Linked DNA regions of Homo sapiens: region 2 is linked to region 1. A link is an interaction called in ENCODE POLR2A ChIA-PET data of the cell type or tissue named here. Cell type or tissue: OCI-LY7. All regions are shown on one strand. Links, peaks and the distances in the headings refer to the core of each region. The heading gives the core; the rest is flanking DNA.

Region 1 (11,218 bases), core at 1,259-9,258:
TCCCCACGCCCACTTCATTCCAGATGTCCTGGGATGTTCGTTCTCTAGAAGCTCTAGCAGCTCACCCAGGTTTGCAAAAGGAACAGCTTATAATGAGCCCTCTCCACTCCCATCCCACTTCTGGGAATCTGTGGGGCTGTCACTCAGGGATGTTTTTTTCTCTCGTGTTTCCTCTCCTTGGGTTAGAACAGCCCCCAAAGCCTATTTTAATCCTTTGTCCCCATTTGGCATCCAGCCTTCCTCTTATCTTGACTTCACTGAGGGTGTCAGGTCCATTTGCTGTACTCAGGAGGTGGCACCCCCAAATCGAGGCCCTCTGGCATCACCTCCAGCCTGGCTGGGCAAACTGCCCCCGGCTTCAGAAAGCAGAAACTCCCAGGAGTTTTCTCTCCCCTGGCTGCGGGCTCTCCTATTGCTTGCTTGCCTGCCCACCTAAATCATAGATCCAGAAACATCTTTTCTCTGGACCTAACCAGCAGAGGCAGCTGCTCACATTCTGCTTCTTCTTTCCTCATGGTAATTCATTAGGCATTTCCTCTGATCCTAGCCTCTCTTCCTCTCTCCTGATGAGCCAACAGGGTAAAATCTCCAAGAGAGGCCTTGGGGCACCTTCTGATCCAAGGGGAGAAGACTGCAGCCTGGTGGGGCTATGATGTGGGCAGAGGAGAGGCTGGGAGTAAATTCCGGGGCTAATGCCTGGAATACTTTGCATTTCTCTGACCCTGCCCCGCCCAGCCAGCACCCAGAGCTTCACAAATGCCCATTTAGAAGGCCGCACCCTGCTAGTATGGTGAGGTCCTTGTGACTGGCTGGCCCCCATCAGACACAGAAAAAGTAGAGGGAGCTGGGGACAAACTTTAAAAAACTGATGACAACATGATTCCTTTTCTTTTATGAAAGAAAGGAAAAACACATGTAAAACAAACCCAGAACGTCCATCTGAAGAGTGGACGGGAGCAGTGGTTTTCAATTTATAACACAAGTGTACTCTTAGCCTATCCATGCACCATTGCATCCAGAAGGATGTACAAAACAGCCCTTCAAGATTGAGTTGTGTCGGGCTGGGCGCGGAGGCTCACGCCTGTAATCCCAGCACTTTGGGAGGCCGAGATGGGCGGATCACGAGGTCAGGAGTTTGAGACCAGCCTGGCCAACATGGTGAAACCCTGTTGCTACCCAAAATACAAAAATTAGCCAGGTGTGGTAGCACACACCTGTAATCCAGCTACTCGGGAGGCTGAGGCAGGAGAATCGCTTGAACCAGGAGGCAGAGCTTGCAGTGAGCTGAGATCACGCCACTGCACTCCAGCCTGGGTGACAGAGCGAGACTCTGTCTCGAAGAAAAGATTGCACTGTGTCTTCCCAGTCAGAGTATGGGAAGGTCAGGGGTCCAGTCGGGGAATCCCTGGGCACTCCTCAGCCCCAGGTCCTTCCAGCTTGGCCTGAGGGCCTCCCCCCACATTTGGCCTTCTCTCCTTTCACTCCCCACCCACACCCCAATTCCTGCCCCTTCGGACCTCCTCAACCTACTGCTCCCACTCCCAGGCCATGCCTTGGGTCCAGGTCAGGCTTTTGGTCACATTGGGTTCTGCTTTACCTGGGCAGGAACTGTGCTGGGGGCCGGTGGGAGAAGCAGGCCGGTGGATTTTAGAAGGCAGGCTAACCTTGCTCTCTGTCCAGCTGGCCTCCCCTTGGCGCAGTTCCTGTGTATGGATATTCTTACAGAATCGCTACTCTCCCTCTCCTTTGAGCTGGCCTAGCTTTGGCTTATCATAGGCCCCAGGAAAGGCCAGGGGACTGGGGTACCGGTTAGAGGGATATAAAAGTTCATTCTGCCTTGTACGTATGTTTAATTGATTAGAACACTTCATTTTCTCACAGCATGTATTTCATTGTACTACTGGCAACTGTCATCTCTTATAAATGAGGTTCATAAATAGTTGTTCCAGCTTATGGAATTCTGGAGAAAAAAGCTTCCAGAACAGTGATATGGTGCACTTCCCACAAAATGAGACAAGCTGAAGACACCTGTGAGTATCAACCCTCATTTATGACAGCCTCGTATGGTGGGGTAGTTAGAAGGTGATGCAGGGACATTCAACAGCAGAGATTATAATGACAGTAAGATAAGAGTTACTACAATCAAACTACTGCCTAGCTACTCGGCCCCGGGTTGGATGGTGAAGATTCAAAATTAAAAGCCATGGTCTCTGCTCGGGGGCTCCTGGTCTAGGCCACTTTGACTCAGAAGAATTTGAAATGACCCTTCAAATCCACCCTTCTCTCGCCACCGACCTCAACTGATGGGCATCAGCATGCCATCAGGTGGGTACACGTGTGACGAAGGATCAGGCACCTTACCTTTTATTCCTTCTTAATGTTGTGTGCCGAAATTTGGTGTGCACGGTATGTGTCTGCAAGCCTTTTACATTTTCATCCACATCAGTATTCATTTTTGCTTCTCAGCTACATTCTCAAAAATGAGAAGGAAGTGTGCTTATTCATTTAGATTGCCATGTGCGAGGGTCTGCCCAGCCGAACACCTGAATCATGTTTTGCTAATGATGTTGATGTCGACGTTGACCAAAGCTTGATAATTCCGTAACAATGTAATATGTCTTATTTTTAAACTAAAGCTTGGCTGGATCCCAACCAAAGCCACAGACAGAATTCAGAAGAGGTTTCTTTTAAGAAAATAGTAAAAGAAAAAGGTTTGCAAACCCACCAGATGAGAGAACAGTGCTCTTCCTGGCAGTCTCGTCTGCCTCTGGTAATGCTCAGGTCACCCAGTGAATGACACAATGTCCCTGTGGGCCTCATCCCATCTGCTTCTGTTTGTCATGGCCCAGGGCCCGTCAGTCCCTCAATGCTGCCCTTCCTGCCTCCCAGGCAGGTCTGGGCTTCTGTGAGTCACTCTCACAGCAGCCGTGACCCATGCAACATCTCAGAGTTTCTCAGCACAACAATTCATCATGTGCCTCAGTGTTCATCCAGCAATGTCAGGAAGAAACTGCTGGATATTGTTCTATGTCGAGTCAAAAGCTGTCCTGCAAAACAGCAGTGCCATTGAAGATGAAAGTTGATTCCCAAGCTAAAGCCAATCAAATACAATCTTGAGATATTTTGTGGGTCGAACTACATTTTTTGTTTGTTTGTTTTTGAGACAGGGTCTCACTCGGTCGCCCAGACTGGAGTGCAGTGGCGGGATCACCACTCACTGCAACCTCTGCCTCCTGGGCTCAAGCAATTCTCCCATCTCAGCCTTTCAGGTGGCTGGGACTACAGGCGCGCGCCACCGCACCTGGCTAATTTTTATATTTTTTGTAGAGATAGGATTTTGCCACATTGCCCAGGTTTGTCTCGAACTCCTGGGCTCAAGCAATCTGCCCTCCTCGGCCTCCTAAAGTTCTGGGATTATAGGCGTGAGCTACCGTCTGCCCTCCTCGGCCTCCTAAAGTTCTGGGATTATAGGCATGAGCTGCTGTGCCGTGCCCGGATGCTTTGGTATCAGAGACAGCACAGATACCCTGGAAGTCTCTCGTAGACGGCTTCTCTACTCTGGAGACCAGCGCTGATATTTAGCTGGTGTGCAAGAGTAAAAACAACCCCATCCCTCCTGCTTCCCTGTACCCTCTCATCTATGGAAGCTCTAAGGGAAGGGACTGGTTTGGCTTCCACTTTGATAGAATGGGCAGCAGTCACATGGCCCATTCAGCAATAGAAGAGCTCTAGATCCATTTTTTTATTCCAAGACCTCTCACAGCTTCACAACTTCCTCTGAAGTTTGCCTGGTCATGTCCCTGTCTCTGGCCTGAGATACTCCAGCTAAACAATGCAATGAGAAATATTTGGCAGCCTTTGTATCTCTGTGTACCTGAAAGGTGTGCCCTCCTTGGCCAGGAAACTAGAAATACCAGCCTGTGGGAGCTGGGATGGGCTAGGACCACTTTCTCTGAAGATGTTGCAAATGTAAGGCAAGGACATTGAAAACCAAATTCTAGAGGATACCAAGCAGAGACAAGCGTGAAAAAGAAAAGAAAAGAAAGGTGACCAAGACTGATGCATAACAGAGAATCGGGAGAATGACGCTGGTTCCCAAGAGGGGTTATTATGCCACTGGTTCTCATCGGGGGCTAAAGGCCCTCTGTGGGATTGTGAAGATTTGCAAATGTGTCCAATAACCTGAGTATTTTCTTTGTCCTTAATTGTGTTTCAATTTGAGAAACAGAGAGGAAGGAGGATGGCTAGTATGGGGCATGTGTGAGACAGAGAAAGATGTGGATGTGAAAGGAAGGAATTCTCACCGGGCACGGTGGCTCACGCCTGTAATCCCAGCACTTTGGGAGGCTGAGGCGGGCAGATCACAAGGTCAAGAGATTGAGACCATCTTGGCCAACATGGTGAAACCTCATCTCTACTAAAAATACAAAAATTAGCTGGGTGTGGTAGCATGTGCCTGTAGTACCAGCTACTCAGGAGGCTGAGGCAGGAGAATTGCTTGAGCCTGGGAGGCGGAGGTTGCAGTGAGCCGAGATCGTGCCACCGCACTCCAGCCTGGTGACAGAGCAAGACTCCATCTCAAAAAAAAAAAAAAAAAAAAAAGGAAGGAATTGCCCAACTAACATCTGAGATTTTCCACCAGCCAGAAAAACATTAGTTAAGTACTACCCCAGGCCACCTAATTCCAGGTCGTTTGAAATCCTGTGGAACAGTTTTAACCTGACAGCCTGTTATTCACCCAGACATGTATTTCATATTCCTCAATTTCTAGCCAAGGAAGGGAAGGATGTGGAGTCGGTGGGGCTGTAGAGAGCCTGGACCAACAATCAGAGGAGCTTGAGTTTCGTGCTGGCTCTAGTACCAACAGTATAATCTGTCTTTCACCTGGTCTCTCTTAGAGCCCCTGGACATGCTGAAAATAATCTTTACAGCTTTCGAGTGCTTTGCTGGTGGCAGTAGCTGAGGGAATGGAAATTTGGAGAGCAAGAACCAAACCACAGCAGTCTGTTGGCCATAGCAAGCCACACTGTGGACCGCTCTCAATGCCATTCAAGTCATCATTTATCACTAACTCTTCTTTGCGGGTCACCTGCTGACTGTGGCCTGCCACTTCAGCAGAACTGGTGGGAACAGGTGCTCTAATGTGCTGACAGTATCACAGAGTAACACTTGAATTGAGAAAACTGGGGTTTGGCGGGGGGAAAATACTATAGTTACAGGTTCGTATTTCTGCTTCTCCAATTAGATTACAAGGCTCTCTAGGGCAAGGACTATGCTTTCGAAGCCCGAAGTCCTAGCAGAGGGCTTGGCCCATGGAAATGCTCAATAAATGTTTGTGAATGAGAGAAAAGGAGGGAAAGAGGGAGTGGGTTCTTTCCAAGGTCACACTGCAGACGTCCCCCGACAGTGGAGGCATGCTGGCCACTGTCCCCCTCAGCACCCAGCTCTAGTGGATGTTCTTTTGCGGGTCAGGCTGATTATGTCTATTTCCCAGAAAGTGTCACTGATACCATCAGACCCCAAGGCATCTGCTGTTCCAGAGCAGGCTCCCCTGGTCTGTAATGTGAACGATATCAGAGAAGCCAAGATTGTCTTTGTCTCAACTCTCCTGCCGGGGGTGCTAAGCCTGGGATATCCACTCAGGCTGGGAACAGGTGGTCTAATGTGCTGAGAGCATTACAGAGCAGATTCAAGATCCTTTTGAATTGAGTGGATCTCAGAGTATCAGGGCTGGGATGCTGGCCTTCTACAGATAAGAAAACTGGAGCTCAGCATCTGTGGCTGGCAGGACCCAGGGGTGGGGAATGGCCCCACAGGGAGCGGAGCCCGGGAGAGTCAATGGTGAGGCCCCCAGGGTACAGGCAGGATCGACCTAACAGGCCACCCTAGCAAGGCATTCATGCAATGGGGTGGCAGGTTTCTGGAAAAGACCTGGGAAGCTGAGGGCCAGAGAGCAGAGGGGACCCACTCAATCTCGTCCAGTGTCAGGGACAGAGACAGATCAGAGGCAGGATCTGGTCTCTTCACAGGAGGGAATGGCTGGACTGGAAGAGAGAGGAGGAGAGGGAACCTATGTAAATCCCTGAGGCAATGGAGCCTACCCAAAGCATGCTGGGAGTAGGGACAGAGGGTATTGGGGAGCTATTAAGGGAGCCGAGCCCGTCTGGATCATTCTGCGTTGTCCTAGACCCCGCTCCACTTTCTACCAGCTCTGGGAATTCACCTGCTCTCTGCTCTTTGCACAGTCCCCACTTTGGAAATGGGGAGGGGCTCCGAGTTGGGTATGACCCTCTTCTAAACAACCTTCAGCTTCAGGGCCCTGTCAGTGATGTGGCCTTCTGCAACATCCAGTCACTCACTGGGTATCCCTGTGTCCTCAATTAGTGCCGGACCCAAGCTGGGTCCCTGCCGCAGCAGTCTCATGATCTTGTTGGGGAAGTAGGGGGACATTTGAGGCACCCAGCACAAGGCACTCTAAGGCAGGCATGGCTCCTGGTATAACCAGTGGGTTGTTAGAAGAAGCAGAGAAGAGCCTCATGGGCACGTTGGCTTTTGGAGGAGATGAGGCTGGAACTGGAGTTTGAGCATTACGTGCTGGGATGGGAGTTTCGAGTAAAGTCACTGCAGTAAGAATACACACGTTTTCTCGCAAGGGTAGAGGGAAGGAAAGTTGTTAGGGCAGCCTCAGAGTCATCAGGTAAAAGCCTATGGTTTTTTTTTGTTTGTTTGTTTGATTTGCTTTTTCTTTGAGATGGAGTTTTACTCTTGTCTCCCAGGCTAGAGTGCAATGCAAGATCTCAGCTCACTGCAACCTCCACCTCCTGGGTTCAGGTGATTCGCTTGCCTCAGCCTCCTGAGTAGCTGGGATTACAGGTGCCCACCACCATGCCTGGCTAATTTTTATATTTTTAGTAGAGACGGGGTTTCAACATGTTGGCCAGGCTGGTCTCAAATTCCTGACCTCAGGTGATCCACCCGCCTCGGCCTCCCAAAGTGCTGGGAATACAGGCATGAGCCACCATGCCCAGCCAGGCCTGTGTTTTTTAAGCATTTTTTAATCAGCACAGTAATCCTTTGCCAAAGGAAACTCTACTCAGAATGTGTCAACCTGCTAAAAGCAGAACTGCTGTATCCTTTCAGCTTCCTTCCTACCCCAGTGTTACACCTCAGCCCCACCGCCACCTCAGAAAATGAGTGAAGCTTTATAGCAGGACTAGTTCAACCTCATTATTGGACCAGAAGGGAAACTGAGGCATAAAGAGCAGAAGAGACAAGCTCAAGCTCAGGGTTTTTTCCACCAGTCCTTGCTGCCTCCTGAATGAGGCCAGACTGGAGCCACTTTCAGCCAGGCTAAGGGATGTAGCTTCCATAAGATGGAGAACGTTGGATTGTGTTTGGACAAAGGCATTTTTTCTGTCATTCCGGTTTGACAGCCCAGCTAGTGCTGCAATCTCTTGATGTTTCAATTTTTTTTTTTTTTTTTTTTTTTTTGAGACAGAGTCTTGCTCTGTCATCCAGGCTGGAGTGCAATGGCTCAATCTCGGCTCATTTCAACCCCCACCTCCCAGGTTCAAGAGATTCTCCTGCCTCAACCTCCTGAGTAGCTGGGATTACAGGCATGCACCACCACGCCTGACTAATTTTTGTATTTTTAGTAGAGACGGGGTTTCACCATGTTGGCCAGGCTGCTCTCAAACTCCTGACCTTAGGTGATCCACCTGCCTTGGCCTCCCAAAGTGCTGGGATTACAGGCACAAGCCACTGCACCTGGCCTGTTTCAATTCTTTCACTGAGAAGACTAGCATATTGAAATCACCTGAGAAATAGCTCTAGCAATGCAAGGTTAGAAAAACTGGTAGGGATGGTGGTTTGGGCTCAAGAGGGAGATGTCATTCGGTTAAGTTTTGGTAAATAGATGAACTGACAGTGAATAAGTTCGATGGAAGAATCAGTGCTTCCTTAAACTGCAGCATAAATTATGCCCGTTCATTCCTTGGCCAAATGATGTGAGGAACTGATCAACATCTGCGGAAGCTACGAGAGACCTTCTGCCTCTGTCTCTCCTGGGGTTTATCTTGGCCAGGGCTCTTTCTAGTAGGTTTCTGCCAGTTTTCATGACAAAGCTTCATTTCAGTGACCTTGAGAAGGCTAGACGGGACTTGGGGTGAGGTGAAACATCTAAGAAAGGCAGCAGATGCATTAATTGTTTCTTGCTTATTCTTTCAAACACGCAAGCCGAGAAATGCTGTTGGAGAAAATCAGTCACTTCCCGAGGTCTCAAACTGCCCCGCCACAGTCGACCAGGAGAGCTGCTCTCCCAAGCCTTGATTCCCCTAGCACCACCCTCTACGGTTTGTAAAGAACTTTCAGATGCATTCTCTCATATGAGTCTCACAGAAATGCTGTGAGGCAGACCAGGTAGGCATTGTTCCCATTTGAGGGATGGGTCAGAGAGACAAGGAGGCTTGCCCAAGATGGTGTTGCTAGTTAGCATGTATTCAAATATTCTTTGGTCTATACTTCTTTATGAATGATGTTTGTTATCACAGCACGGAGCCAGGGCTTCGGACTTGCTCCCTAGCACTCTTTTGGCCCCATCAGGCTCTTTCACCTAAGGATGTAAATAAAAATGGATTTTCCACTGGAAACAGGTCAAATGACTTAATACAGCCACAGACAATTCGGAGCAAGCTGGTAAATCCTAAATGAGTCATGCTTCATTTGAATAACAAACCAGACAAACGCTCAGGCCTACAGCAGAAAGAAATAGGATTATACAGTTAGAGGGAATTTGTTTATTGAGACCAATGGCTTTTAGACATTTCTAAGGCATGAAAACCATTCTTTTTTTTCTTTTCTTTCTTTCTTTTTTTTTTTTAAGTCTTGCTCTTGTTGCCCAGGCTGTAGTGCAATGGCACGATCTCGGCTCACTGCAACCTCCGCCTCCCAGGTTCAAGCGATTCTCCTGCCTCAGCCTCCCGAGTAGCTGGGATTACAGGTGCATATCACCATGCCTCGATAATTTTTTGTATCTTTAGTAGAGATGGGGGTTTCACCATGATGGCCAGGCTGGTCTCGAACTCCTGATCTCAGGTGATCCACCAACCTTGGCCTCCCAGAGTGCTGGGATTATAGGCGTGAGCCACCGCACCTGGCCAGCCATTAAGATGAAGTCTTACCAGGCAGTTGAATGGGAAAACCTATTAAAGCAGCTTTTCTGAAGAACATGAGGCCCCACTTAGCATCTTTGGGAAACGCTCTCATTTACAGATGAGAAAACAGGCCCAGAGGCCCAGGGCGGGGGGACCTGAGCTGGGGCTGGAACCCCAAACCAGTGTTACTCCCATTAAAGGGTCCTCATGAAGAATCAGCTGATGGTCCCAACTCACTTTTTGCCCATGTTTTCCTCTGTTCCCCATATTTCTAAATATATCTTATCCTTTCTATCTCCTTTGCTCAAGCTATTTCCTCTTCTCAGAATGCATTTTCACCTGTGAAATTTGCATTTTCCCCTCCAGACCCAGATCAAAGAGATCTCCCTCCCCCACTCCGCACCTTCCTTTGCCATGAAGCTCTCCCTAAGGGTCATAGCTAGACAGACTTACAGTCCCATATCTGAGTTTCATTAGAACTTGTGGCGACACTCTTAGGACGTTCTGCTTTGTCTTAAAGTCATTTGAGACTTAATCTCACCCCTGAGATTTCATCCTTCTTGGGTTCTGTGACAGGGTCCTCATCACAGAGTCTTTTTTTGTAGTGTGTGTGTGTGTGTTTGTGTGTGTGTGTGTGTGTTTAATGGAATCTATGTATAGAATCACTTTCCTTTCTGAATACCCAAGTTCTGGAGTCAGCCTAGCTTGGGTCCCCATCCCAGCCCTGCCATTTCCTAGGAAAGTCACATCATTTCTCAGCATTTTTGTATCTTCAGCCATTACACATGCCCACTCCTCTGTGAAGAGCCAAAGACAGGGTATCGTTAGAGGCATTTATAAGCTACAGGCTGCCTTGATGGCTAGTGTTTTGAGATCACTAGGAAAAATTTTAAATTCAGTTCTAAGAGCCTAAAAAATCGTGCAATGCCAAATAACTGGTTACTTTGGATGTCCCTTTCCAGTGAGTTGCTTAGGCTTTATACAGTCTCAGTCTTCCTTCTACCTGCATGTTGAGCCCCAAGTTCTTGTATTTGCTGCTCTGGAAGTGAGCTCACTGTATTTTTATTGACTGAAACTGTTCCTTCATTTCTAAAATGGTTTTTGAGGTCTACTATGCTACATTATTATGGGTTGAGTTGTATCCCCGCCAAAAGCCCTAACTCTTGGTACCTGTGAATTTGTCTTATTTGGAAATACAGTCTTTGCCAATGTAATCAAGTTAAGATGAGGTAATGCTGGAGCAGGGCGGGCCTGACTCCAATATGGTTGGGCGTCCTCATAAGAAGAGGAGAAGGGACAGAGCCATCCATACAGAGGGAAGATTGCCATATGAAGATGGAGGCAGAGATGGGATTTATGCTGCCACAAGCCAAGGAAAGCCTGCAGTTACCAGAAGCTAGAAGAGACAAGGAAGTATCCTACCCTAGAGGCTTCAGAGAGGGGATGGCTCCACCAACACCCTGATTTCCAACATCTAACCTCTACAACTGCAAGAAATAAATTTTTTTTTAAGTTAAAATTCCTGAGCTCAGGAGATCCTCCTGCCTCAGCCTCCTGAGTAGCTGGGACTACAGATGCGTGCCATCATGCCTGGCTTAAGCTTCTATCATCTTACGCCACCTAGTTCGTGGTACTTTGTTACTGTGTCCTGGGAAATGAACATACATGCAAACTGGCAAATTAGCAGAGAATAAGACATGGTCCACCCTCATCAAATGAGGGAGGCGTGACAACAAACACAAATGAACGAGTATTAAAATGGCTGATTCTTCTAAGTACACTGATGAAATTGAACAGGGTCATGTAACATTCCAGTTCTTACCTGAAGGAAGAGAAGCTCATTGTGGGAGAGGTAGACAGCAGCCAGGTCGCCTAGGGTCTCGGGATGCTGTATGGGAAAATGGGTTGTCATAGAGCCAGGGTGGCCACGGACAGACCTAACTGAGTTGTTTGAATGGATGCTGGTGGCTTGGAAGCACATGGCAGCAATGAAGAAGGAGTGAAAGTGGACAGATTCGAGATACCTTGTGATGGCTGAGCCAGAAGGTCTTGCCGATAGGTTGGCT
Region 2 (11,218 bases), core at 2,085-10,084, 340 kb before region 1:
AGACAAAGAGCGAAGACCAATTTTTAAAGACTGAAAGGTGCATCTTTGTGTTTTCGTGTTTTAGGTCTGGGGCTTAATATCTCCGTGAGGAGATGGCAGGTGGAAAACCGAACACAGTCAACTCAAGAGAAAGTCAAAGGCCACACACAAAAAAGAGAAAAGGTAGGAGTAAACTGGACTCGAGAAAGAAAGAGTTTCTGACTACTATCTCCCTTCCTGTAATTGTTGTCAATTAAGCAGAAACAAAAAAGATCAGAACAAAGATTGTCCTATTTGGAAAACTATCTGCTAGAGGTCAGCAATGTAGATATTTTATAATAGTTTATGGATGGGAAGGGATTCATTTGAGGAGTTTCTTCTTCTCAAAATGCTTTAGGGTGAGGAGACGTATATAAATTATTTTTAGCCACATCTTGTTCATCTGCTAAGTTTGGGAATCCCCCATTATTTTTAAGTTTAAAAGTAATGAAACAACTACTTAAAATGGCACACTAGAAAAAAAAACTTCCTACTAAGATAGTTTTTCCAGAGATGCATTAAACCACAACCTGTTACTTCATGACGTTCTACAGGCTGCCTAAAAATCGCAGTTGCTGGAACAGTGAACTTGGGGAAGCCTATTTCTCAATTTAGTCTTCTGACTCAATTATTGACAAATAATTCTGTGACTACAATTAATATAAAATTGAATTTTGAGTTATTAGAGTTTTATTAATAGCTAAAAAAGATGAAAAGGTTCTAAGTTTACATCCACATTAGAAACCAGGTACATAAATGCATTTTTTAAATGTGCTAAAACTTTTCTGACTAAATTAATGGTTTATATTAAGACGATTTCTGAAGAAAGTAACTTTACTTCTTCATCCAATCTAGACCAGTGTGGCCAAAGAGAAAAATAACACAAGCCATGAAGGTGAACCACATATGTCGTTTGAAATTTTCTAGTAGCCATATTTTTTAAAGTAAAAGAGGCAGCATTAACTTTAATATTTTACATTGTCTAATATGTCTAAATATCACTTCAACATATAATCAATGCAAAATATTACTATTTTACACGCTTTTTTTCAAAGGAAGTCTTCAAAATCTGATGTGTATTTTATACTTACAATACATATCAATTTGGAAAAACCACATTTCTGATTTTTTTTCGAGATACAGTCTCATTCTGTCACCCAGGCTGGAGTGCAGTGGCGTGATCTTGGCTCACTGCAACCTCCACCTCCCGAGTTCAAGTGATTCTCCTGCCTCAGCCTCCCGAGTAGCTGGGATTACAGGCATATGCCACTATGCCCTGCTTTTTTTTTTTTTTTTTTTTTTTTTTCGGTTTTTAGTAGAGATGGGGTTTCACCATGTTGGCCAGGCTGGTCTCAAACTCTTGACCTCAAGTGATCCACCCGCCTCAACCTCCCAAAGTGTTGGGATTACAGGCGTGAGCCACCACGCCCAGCCTAAAAAAACACATTTCAAATACTCAATAATTATCACATGTGGCTAGTGGCTATCATACCGGCACAGATCTCAACATTATTTTAAGTCTTAAATAAACTGATGGAGAAAGATACCTCATATGAGAGAAACACTTAAAAGACAACTACTGAAATGTAAATGAAATGGTAACGACAGGAGTAAAGAATCTAAGATGGTAAGGAAAAGGACAGCAAACCATTTAATTGAAATCGTCACTGAGAAATGAAAGCTCTCCTCGGATAAGCAATAGGTTTCTGGAAAATCAAAGTTATTTTCCATTATAACTGGCCCTCAAAATTTAAATATGAAATTAAACATTAAACATTAAATTCAAACCAATTCAAGCAATACAGAATTGAATGCGAAAATCAAGAGTCTGCTTCGGAAGTATAAGCAAGTAGAGAGAGTGCTGCTTGCTAATGAACTACAAATTTTTTAATGTCAGAATAAGGAAAACTGTGATTCAGATGACTTTGAAGAGCATCTGACAATTCCAGGTGAAGAAAAGGTAAACACTGAAAAAAAAAAAAAAAAGGACTAAATTCCTAAAAGAGATCAAATAATGACCACAGCAAGAATCTTAAAAAGGGAGAATGTTACTTCAAAAGGTCGTGATTAAATCCAGATTAACAAAGATCTGCTCCAGGTGTACTGTCTCTAATAAAGTTTCCTCCCAAAATAAAAACAAGGGAGAAATAGTGTATTTTAACTCTGACTGAAACCAGAAATCATAGTTTCATCCCAATGGAAAATAGTATTTTTCAATCATATATGAAAAGAAGTCTTTAAAAGAAGAGTGAAGAAGCTATAGATACACCAACAAAAGGAGTGGGTATGAAAAAGACAACTTTAAAAAGTTAAATGGTTGCAAACACTTTAGCTGTCACCGGAATTATGTTTACCTCCGCCGTTTGTTACTACCAAACTGCCGCGGTTCTCTTGGTACTGGCTTTCTCTTCGTAGTCTTTGTTCTTTAGTAATCTCTGCTACTCGAAGAGGCAGATCTGAAAATTCATCTGTAGGCTTAAAAAAGAAGCAGAAACATTAAAAACAATCATTTTAGAGCCTGGCAGATCATGCCTGTAATCCATGCGCTTTGGGAGACCAAAGCAGGAGGATCACTTGAGGCCAGGAGTAAATTAGCTAGATGTGCTCACACATGCCTGTAATCCTAATACTTGGGATGTTGAGGCGAGACGATCGCTTCAGCCCAGGAGTTCGAGGCTGCAATGAGACAGGATTCCACCACTGCACTCCAGCCTGTGCGACAAAGCGAGATCCTATTTCAAAAAAATAAAAATCTGGTCTGGAGTGGTGGCTGATGCCTATAATCCCAACACTTTGGGAGACCAAGATGGGAATGACAAGCCCAGGAGTTTGAGACTAGCCTGGGCAATATAGGGAGAGCATGTCTCTAAAAAAAAATTTTTTTTAATTAGCCAGGCATGGTGGCATAAGCCTGTAGTCCCAGCTACTCAGGAGGTTTAGGTGGGAGGACTGCTTGAGCCATGGTCGTGCCACTGCACTCCAGCCTGGGTGAAAGAGCAAGACTCTGTCTCAAAAAATATAAAAGATTCATGACTCCATAAATTATATATATATAGATTTAAAATATCTACATATATATCTGTATTGATACAGCCACATTTATGAACCCACCCACCAAGACATACAAACACAAGTAATTCCAAATTTCAAATGGGATGTGGTCTAAAATTAATTTGGTTTCAATTCACAGTAAAACAATGTTATAAATAGTAGGTTATCAGTCTTGCTAACAAAAGTTTACTTAATAACTTAATGCATAGCTAAAATATTACACATTAGTAATTTTTATTTATTTTTTTACTTTTTTTCTTCTGTAGACCTCTGTGGACACAGTAATTTTTAAGAGCAGAAAACATAATATCAATAATTTAAAAACGAGAAAAACGACAGAATTAGCCAGGAAGTTATTCCTCTTGAGCACATGAATACTCTTTACTAAGGTCCTTGTCTCTACCCATCAGCCGAAAGTCCTACTTGTTTTCTCACCATCTAGCACCTCTGCTCGAGATTACCCCCCACCTCAGATTGTAGGCTTCAGTTTCAACTGGCTCAGCTCCTGTTTGCCTTTCTATGATATGAAACTATTTCCATGAGGCAATGAGGAAACAGGCGGAAATCCACGTGACAGAAAGCCGGTAAGGACGCAGAATGCCAATTCTGCTGGAGAGGGTGGGAATCTTGCCTCCACCTTGACTTTTCTGTATTTTATGTAGTGAGAAACTGAATCCAGTTAAGACGCTTTTCATTTTCATCATTCTGTTTTCTCTTAATCAGGTGTTATAACACACGGAACATAAAAAACACTTACTTCATTCCCTGACCATCTCTTATCACCACTGTCCACACTATTGAAGCCTGAATCAAGGGCTCCATAAGGGCGACTTGAGTACAGTTCTTCATGGCTGCCGAAAAGAGACTCTGTTACTGCAAAGTTTGTTATTTTAACAATTAAAATTTGAAATTAAACAGATCAATTTTCTAAAAAACAAGAAATGTGGCAGTCACTTAACTATTAGAACTAAATGGGCTTTAATTTTTTAATATGAAAAATTCCAAATAGAAACAAAGCAAACAGAATAGCATGAGACCTCATGTACTCATTATTATCCAGCTTCAAAACAATCACACCTCTGCAATTCTTGTTCGTCCAATGAGGCGAGTTTACTAGGACTGTGCTTTTAAGCAAAATTTGAGAGGTTCAAGAGAAGGCCTGAGAGGTTCTCTTTTGAGTAAAGTCCATAAACATTACTTCACTTTGACTGAAACATCTATCCTGCTTGTTTAAAGGCCTAAGAATTTAATTCTTGCTACTTAAGACTGCTCCATACTCAGGAGGCTGAGGTGGGAGGAATGCTTGAGCTCAGGAGTTTGAGACCAGGCTGGGCAACATAGTAAGACCTTGTTTCAAAAAAAAGAGATTGTTCCAGATGGTTGGGACTGCCAAGCAGATGACCTTATAAGTCACAGGCTGTGTAGCTGAGGGACTCATAGATTAAAAGATCCTGAAGTGATGTTAATGGTCAACAAATCCAACTCTTGACTCCTTGTAGAAAAAATGAAACTCAAAAAGTAGGAATGACTTGCCTTCGGCTAGTTACCTCAGCAGCAGAGCTAAAGTTAGCGTTCAAGTCACTCAGACCAGTAGTTTTCAACTGGAGGGCCCCAAGGTGACATTTGGAGACTTTGCGAGGGTACTACTGGCATCTATCTAATGGGCAGACACCAAGGATGCTGGTAAATGTCTTACAATGTACAGGACAGCCCATCACAACAAAGAATTATCTGATCTAAAATGTCAACAGTGCCAAGGTTGAGAAACCCTTAGAACTAGACTTTGCCAGATCTAGGTAATCAACTTTACAATACAAGCATTCTGAGAATAACAGTGTTAAAACAGGTTATTTCCCTTTAGTCAAACATTCAGGCAAATTTAAGTATCCATTTTATTTGATTCTCTGTACAAAAAATATGATAGATAAAGGGACAGAATATACTTACCAGGAGCCAAAACCCAACGGTCTCCTATCATAATCCGGCAGATCTGGAGCAATCTTACAAGCTTGTATGTTCAGGTATTTAAATATGTGGACTTTGCCTTTTATACATATCTAAATAAAGTCACACAGATGTAGCCAAATTATTACTCATCTGAAGTATGCTCCTTTTTATCATATCAACATTTTATGTAACATACATTGGGAAAGGGAGGCATTTCTATCAAGTACATACAGTAATATTTAAAAACTAATAAATTATATTATTTGGTTAAGTGTTATTTTAGGTGTTTAACTGGTAAATATGTTTTCATTTTCTAGTCACTAATACATTTCAGTAATATATAAATAAATAACTTTTGATTATACTGTTCAAATACCAAGTAAACTTATCACACTGACTAGTTTGCATAGTCAGAGATTTAAAGCATTTCTCCTCATTAGATTACATGAAGCAACTTTTACTTTTAGGAATCCAACAATCATATACAACTATGTTTTTGATTCTGCTTTGAGAGAGAAGAGCAGGAAATCATGAAACATTACATATATTTCTGTTGCTACTTGTCCCAGAAGTCAAAACACAAATTCTTGAGGCTTATAAGACCCTTCTATTGTTAGGAAGTTTACTCATAAAGTTTTATAGTTGCCATAAAGAGTAGCATATGCCGCCGGGCACAGTGGCTCACACCTGTAATTGCAGCACTTTGGGAGTCTGAGGTGGGTGGATCACCTGAGGTCAGGAGTTCAAGACCAGCCTGACCAACACGGTGAAATCCCGTCTGTACTACAAATACAAAAAATTAGCCGGGCATGGTGGCAGGCGCTTGTAATCCCAGCTACTCGGGAGGCTGAGGCAGGAGAATCGCTTGAACCCAGGAGGCGGAGGCTGCAGTAAGCCGAGATCGCACCATTGCACTCCGGCCTGGGCAACAAGAGCAAAACTTCATCTCAAAAAAAAAAAAAAAAAAAAAGAGTAACATATGCTTGTACAAAATCGTCAATAAACTGCAGAGTTAAAAAGAGCTAAGGGGGCCGGGCGCGGTGGCTCACACCTGTAATCCCAGCACTTTGGGAGGCCGAGGCAGGTGGATCATGAGGTCAGGAGATTGAGACCATTCTGGCTAACACGGTGAAACCCCGTCTCTACTAAAAATACAAAAAATTAGCCAGGCATGGTGGCAGGCACCTGTACTCCCAGCTACTTGGGAAGCTGAGGCAGAAGAATAGTGTGAACCCGGGAGGCGGAGCTTGCAGAGAGCCGAGATCGCGCCACTGCACTCCAGCCTGGGCAACAGAGCGAGACTCCTTCTCACAAAAAAATAAAAAAATAAAAGAGCTGAGGGAAAATAATGAGTTGGCAAAAATTTCTAGGTTGTAGGATGTCCAGCATCTACATGTAAAGCTACTTTATAATTATTACTGTATAGCTTCACTTCAGTCACTGGTAAACAAATGACCAAACTGTCTAAAGTAGGAATTTGTGACTTTAGAATTAGGAAGGTTATAATAACAATGATCAGAAAAAGAAATCTACTGATAGTTTTTAGCTCTGAAAGCTGAGTATTTTTATCTGTCTCTAGCATTTTTTTTTTTTTTTTGAGACGGAGTCTCACCCTGTCGCCCAGGCTGGAGTGCAGTGGCGCCATCTCAGCTCACTGCAGCCTCCACCTCCTGGGTTCAAGTGATTTTCCTGCCTCAGCCTCCTGAGTAGCTGGGACTACAGGCGCCCACCACCGCACCCGGCTAATTTTTGTATTTTTAGTAGAGACAAGGTTTCACCATGTTGGCCAGGATGATCTCGATCTCCTGACCTCATGATCTGCCCACCTCGGCCTCCCAAAGTGCTGGAATTACAGGCATGAGCCACCACACCTGGCCTGTCTCTAGCATTTATGGTGTCTACACTCAAATTTTACTAGAAAAAAATAAAGAAATTAACTAAAATTTTACAAGAAAAAATTAAGAAATTAACTAAAATTTTATTAGAAAAAAATTTAGGGAAGAATTCTTCAATTTAAAAAGAAATACCAATTTAGAGAAAGGAAAAATACTTCTGGAAACATTATCTTCTAATCCATTAATTCAAGGCTTCTCAAAAATACATATGTATGTGAATCCATTTTAAAAGAAATTATTTTCTAACCGAATGATAAATGTACATGAAATTTTAAATTTCATCCTTTGTCCAAAAAAAGTCCATGCGATGCTTCCACTATGGTTTACCTGATGCTTCCACTATGATTTGCCTGATGCTTCCACTATGATTTACCTGATGCTTCCACTATGGTTTACCTGATGCTTCCACTATGGTTTACCTGATGCTTCCACTATGGTTTACCTGATGCTTCCACTATGGTTTACCTGATGCTTCCATTATGGTTTACCTGATGCTTCCACTATGGTTTACCTGATGCTTCCACCATGATTTATCTGATGCTTCCACCATGGTTTACCTGATGCTTCCACCATGGTCTACCTGATGCTTCCACTATGGTTTACCTGATGCTTCCACTATGGTTTACCTGATGCTTCCACTGTGGTTTACCTGATGCTTCCACTATGATTTACCTGATGCTTCCACTATGGTTCACCAGATGCTTCCACCGTGGTTTACCTGATGCTTCCACCATGGTTTACCTGATGCTTCCACTATGGTTTACCTGTGCAGGAGGTGATTGTAGTGGATTGTTATCTAGGGTGATCGTCTGTAGGTGCCTGAGGTTCCGATAACAAACAGGGATTGTGGTAATTTTATTGCATGAGAAGTCTAACCGTATCAAAGGCAACTCCGCCAGCTCTGCAAGAAGGTAAAATGGAAATGAACAATTAATGATGTTTTACAACTAGAGAATTTTTACAAAGCTTCTAGTTAAATGTGATTTTAACATAGATATTTACTCCCATTCTCTTTTAGTGATTAACTGGTAGCAAAGTGGTAAAAATGAGAAAAGTGGTAGCAAAGTGGTAAAAATGAGATCCAGTTGCCTATAGACAGGATTACTAATAAAAAGCAGCTTTGACCCGCTCAGAACTACAGAAAGTCTCAGAAGCTGGAGGCCCTGATACCACAAGAAGGTGAGGATAACAAAAGGATTAGATAACACTCTACATAAAGAACAGTTAAATGCCTGGGTCAACAGCCCCCACTAACACAGCTGGGGCACTATCCTTCTCCAATGTTCCCAGGAATCAGCAAGTTATTTTCTAGTGAAATTGAATCAAAAATGCTCGGAACTAAGGGATCCCAGGCACAATAGGATGACAAAAGTCAGGAGGAGTTGCCAGCTAAAAATGGAGGAGTTAAGTCAAAGTCTACACACTTAACATTAAGACCTCAGCACCTTCTCACCCCACCCTATCCTACTTCATCCCAGGAATGGCTGTACTTAAGAATATACACAATAACGAAGAAGAAATGGAGCTTCTTTCTCTGGATAAACTTCACAGTCCCATATAAAAGGCCTTTATATAATGATACAGAATTTCTTCTAATAAAATACACAGCTTGTTGTTTAATTACCATTATACAATTTCTGCCCAGTATACTGAGAACTTCTAATCAGCCATATAAAGATAGTATATGATCCACAGACATTTAGACATCTCCAACATCAAAACCAACTAACTAACCAAAAAAAGGAACTCAGAAGAAACAGGTATTTTATAGAAAGCAGAAGAAAATTTTGAAAAGCTAGACTATCTTTAGTTTCAGAAAGAGAAGGTCTTTAATCACTGAAACATAAAAGGAATATTTTTTAAAAATCACAGAATGAGTTTGTAGAAATGAAAAAATATAATGGTAGCAATTAAAAATTCATAAGAATGGTTGGAACTATTTTACCATAAGGTAACACAAAATGACACAGAAATGAATAATAAAAAATATAAGAAAAATCAGCTGGGCGCGGTGGCTCAAGCCTGTAATCCCAGTACTTTGGGAGGCCGAGGCAGGCGGATCACGAGGTCAGGAGATCGAGACCATCCTGGCTAACACGGTGAGACCCCGTCTCTACTAAAAATACAAAAAATTAGCTGGGCGTGGTGGCGGGCGCCTGTAGTCCCAGCTACTCGGGAGGCTGAGACAGGAGAATGGCGTGAACCCGGGAGGCGGAGCTTGCAGTGAGCCGAGATTGAGCCACTGCACTCCAGCCTGGGAGACAGAGCAAGACTCTGTCTCAAAAAAAAAAAAAAAAAAAAAAAAAAAAAAAAATCAAAGAGGATCAACAAAGAGGTCTAATAACATCCAATTCAAAATAATTCAAAAAGGGGACAGAGAAACCAGAAGAAAGAAAATTATTTAAAAAAAAAAAAAAAGATATAAAACAATTTCCCAAAACGGAAGATATGGATCTCTGGTTTGGAAAGGGGCCCACCAAGTATCCAGCACATTAAATTAAAACAACTCATGCTATGGCACATTAACATAAAATTTCAGAGCAGCAGATAAACAGGGACCATCTTAAAATCTTCCAGAGAGCAAAAGCTGGTCACAAAATACTGGGATTAAGAATGAATGGCATCAGATTTTCAACCATCAATTTTAAACACTGAAAGTGGAAAGTGAAAAAACACTTAAAAGTCTTGAAAGAAAATAGTTTTCAACCTGGATTTATAATCAAACAATCAAGGGGGAACATAGAATAAAGACATTTATTTTCCAGTGAAGTCTCAAAAATATGTTCTCCCATGACGTGTTCTTGGGAAGCTACTAGGAGATGTCCTCCAGCAAAACAGGGAGTAACTGAGGAAGATCCAGAGTCTAGGACTCAGAGTATTTAACACAGAAGAAAGAAAGCTGGGCAGCAGGCCAGGTGCAGTGGCTCACGCCTGTAATCCCAGCACTTTGGGAGGCCAAGGCGGGTGAATCACGAGGTCAGAAGTTCAAGACCAGCCTGGCCAAGATGGTAAAACCCCATCTCTACTAAAAATACAAAAGTTAGCCAGGCGTGGTGGCGGGCTCCTATAATCCCAGCTACTTGGGAGGCTGAGGCAGAGAATCACTTGAACCCGGGACGGGGGGGCAGAGGTTACCGTGAGCCGAGATCGCGCCACTGTACTCCAGCCTGGGTGACAGAGTGAGACTGTCTCAAAAAAAAAAAAAGCTGGGCAGCAATACTAGAGAACAGCCAGTCCACATCAGAAGAGAAAAAAAGGGCTCAGTGAGGTGGAAGTGCAGGGAAAAAAGGGATAGAGAATCTGGTCTGACCAGAAAGCCTGCTGGAAAAAGAGGGTGGAATTAGCCATAGACACACATAAAAATAAGCATATAAAAAGATAAGAAACTATTACCTCCAGGGGAAAAAAAAAAAAAAAGCCGGGCGTGGTGGCTCACGCCTGTAATCCCAGCACTTTGGGAGGCCAAGGCGGGTGGATCACGAGGTCAGGGGTTCGAGACCAGCCTGACCAACATGGTGAAACCCCATCTCTACTAAAAATACAAAAATTAGCTGGGCATGGTGGCGGGCGCCTGTAATTCCAGCTACTCAGGAGGCTGAGGCAGGAGAATTGCTTGAACCCGAGAGGCGGAGGCTGCAGTGAGCCAAGATCATGCCACTGCACTCCAGCCTGGGCGACAGAGCAAGACTCTGTCTCAAAAAAAAAAAGAAAAAAACATGTACAAGAAAGGAAATAAAATCAGAGTACATCACTTGAATTGGCAGGGAACAATGTTTACATAATTACAGTAATGTGAACACTGAGTAACAATTTAATCAGAAGTTGTGCTAAAACTACACTGGGAAGATGGGAGGAAAGCAGTAAAGGCATGGTATGGTGACAGTGTAAGGAAACTAAATCCTCATCTATCATCACAATAGGAAGCTGACATAAGTGTCAAAGTTGCCCAAACCAGCAATAGCTATAAAAACATATCAGTTAGAAATATGTCAGCAGTCTGGGCACTGTGGCTCATGCCTGTAATCTCAGCACTTTGGGAGGCTGAGGTGGGTGGATTGCTTGAGTCCAGGAGACCAGCCAGGGGAACATGGTGAGACCCTTGTCTCTACAAAACAATACAAAATTTTCTGGGTGTGATGGTGCATGTCTGCAGTCCCAGCTACTTGGAAGGCTCAGATGGGAGGATGGCTTCAGCCCACAGAGTTCGAGGCTACGGTGAGCTCTGGTCACGCCATGCACTCCAGCCTGGGCAACAGAGTGAGACCCTATCTCAAAAAAAAAAAGAGTCAAAGGAGTTTAATGAAGGT

The links. Peaks named below come from ENCODE experiments on the same cell type or tissue, not always from the same donor. Only the 100,000 strongest peaks of a DNase experiment are listed, where the experiment ranks them.
Region 2: POLR2A ChIA-PET joins it to region 1 with 10 read pairs; 2 of 35 experiments call an interaction of 5 or more read pairs at or near these places.

The regions. Positions count from the first base shown.
Region 1 is chr3:197,479,689-197,490,906 of GRCh38, reverse strand. No RefSeq gene overlaps it. Among named protein-coding and RNA genes, the nearest start is that of LINC02012, 24 kb to the left of the region's middle. RefSeq lists enhancers at 1-401, 402-947 and a silencer at 375-669. In OCI-LY7, for the core only: no CTCF peak of the experiment used is centred there; no DNase peak of the experiment used is centred there.
Region 2 is chr3:197,823,472-197,834,689 of GRCh38, reverse strand. It overlaps LRCH3 (leucine rich repeats and calponin homology domain containing 3), which reads right to left. Exons shown (of 21, transcript NM_001365715.1): 5 at 7,676-7,812; 6 at 5,017-5,126; 7 at 3,827-3,920; 8 at 2,373-2,493. It overlaps LOC124909482 (a long non-coding RNA gene), which reads left to right and starts at 3,467. Exons shown (of 2, transcript XR_007096247.1): 1 at 3,467-3,653; 2 at 3,793-3,925. LOC105374310 (a long non-coding RNA gene) reads left to right here. Exons shown (of 3, transcript XR_001741090.2): 2 at 65-162; 3 at 3,336-3,415. In OCI-LY7, for the core only: no CTCF peak of the experiment used is centred there; no DNase peak of the experiment used is centred there.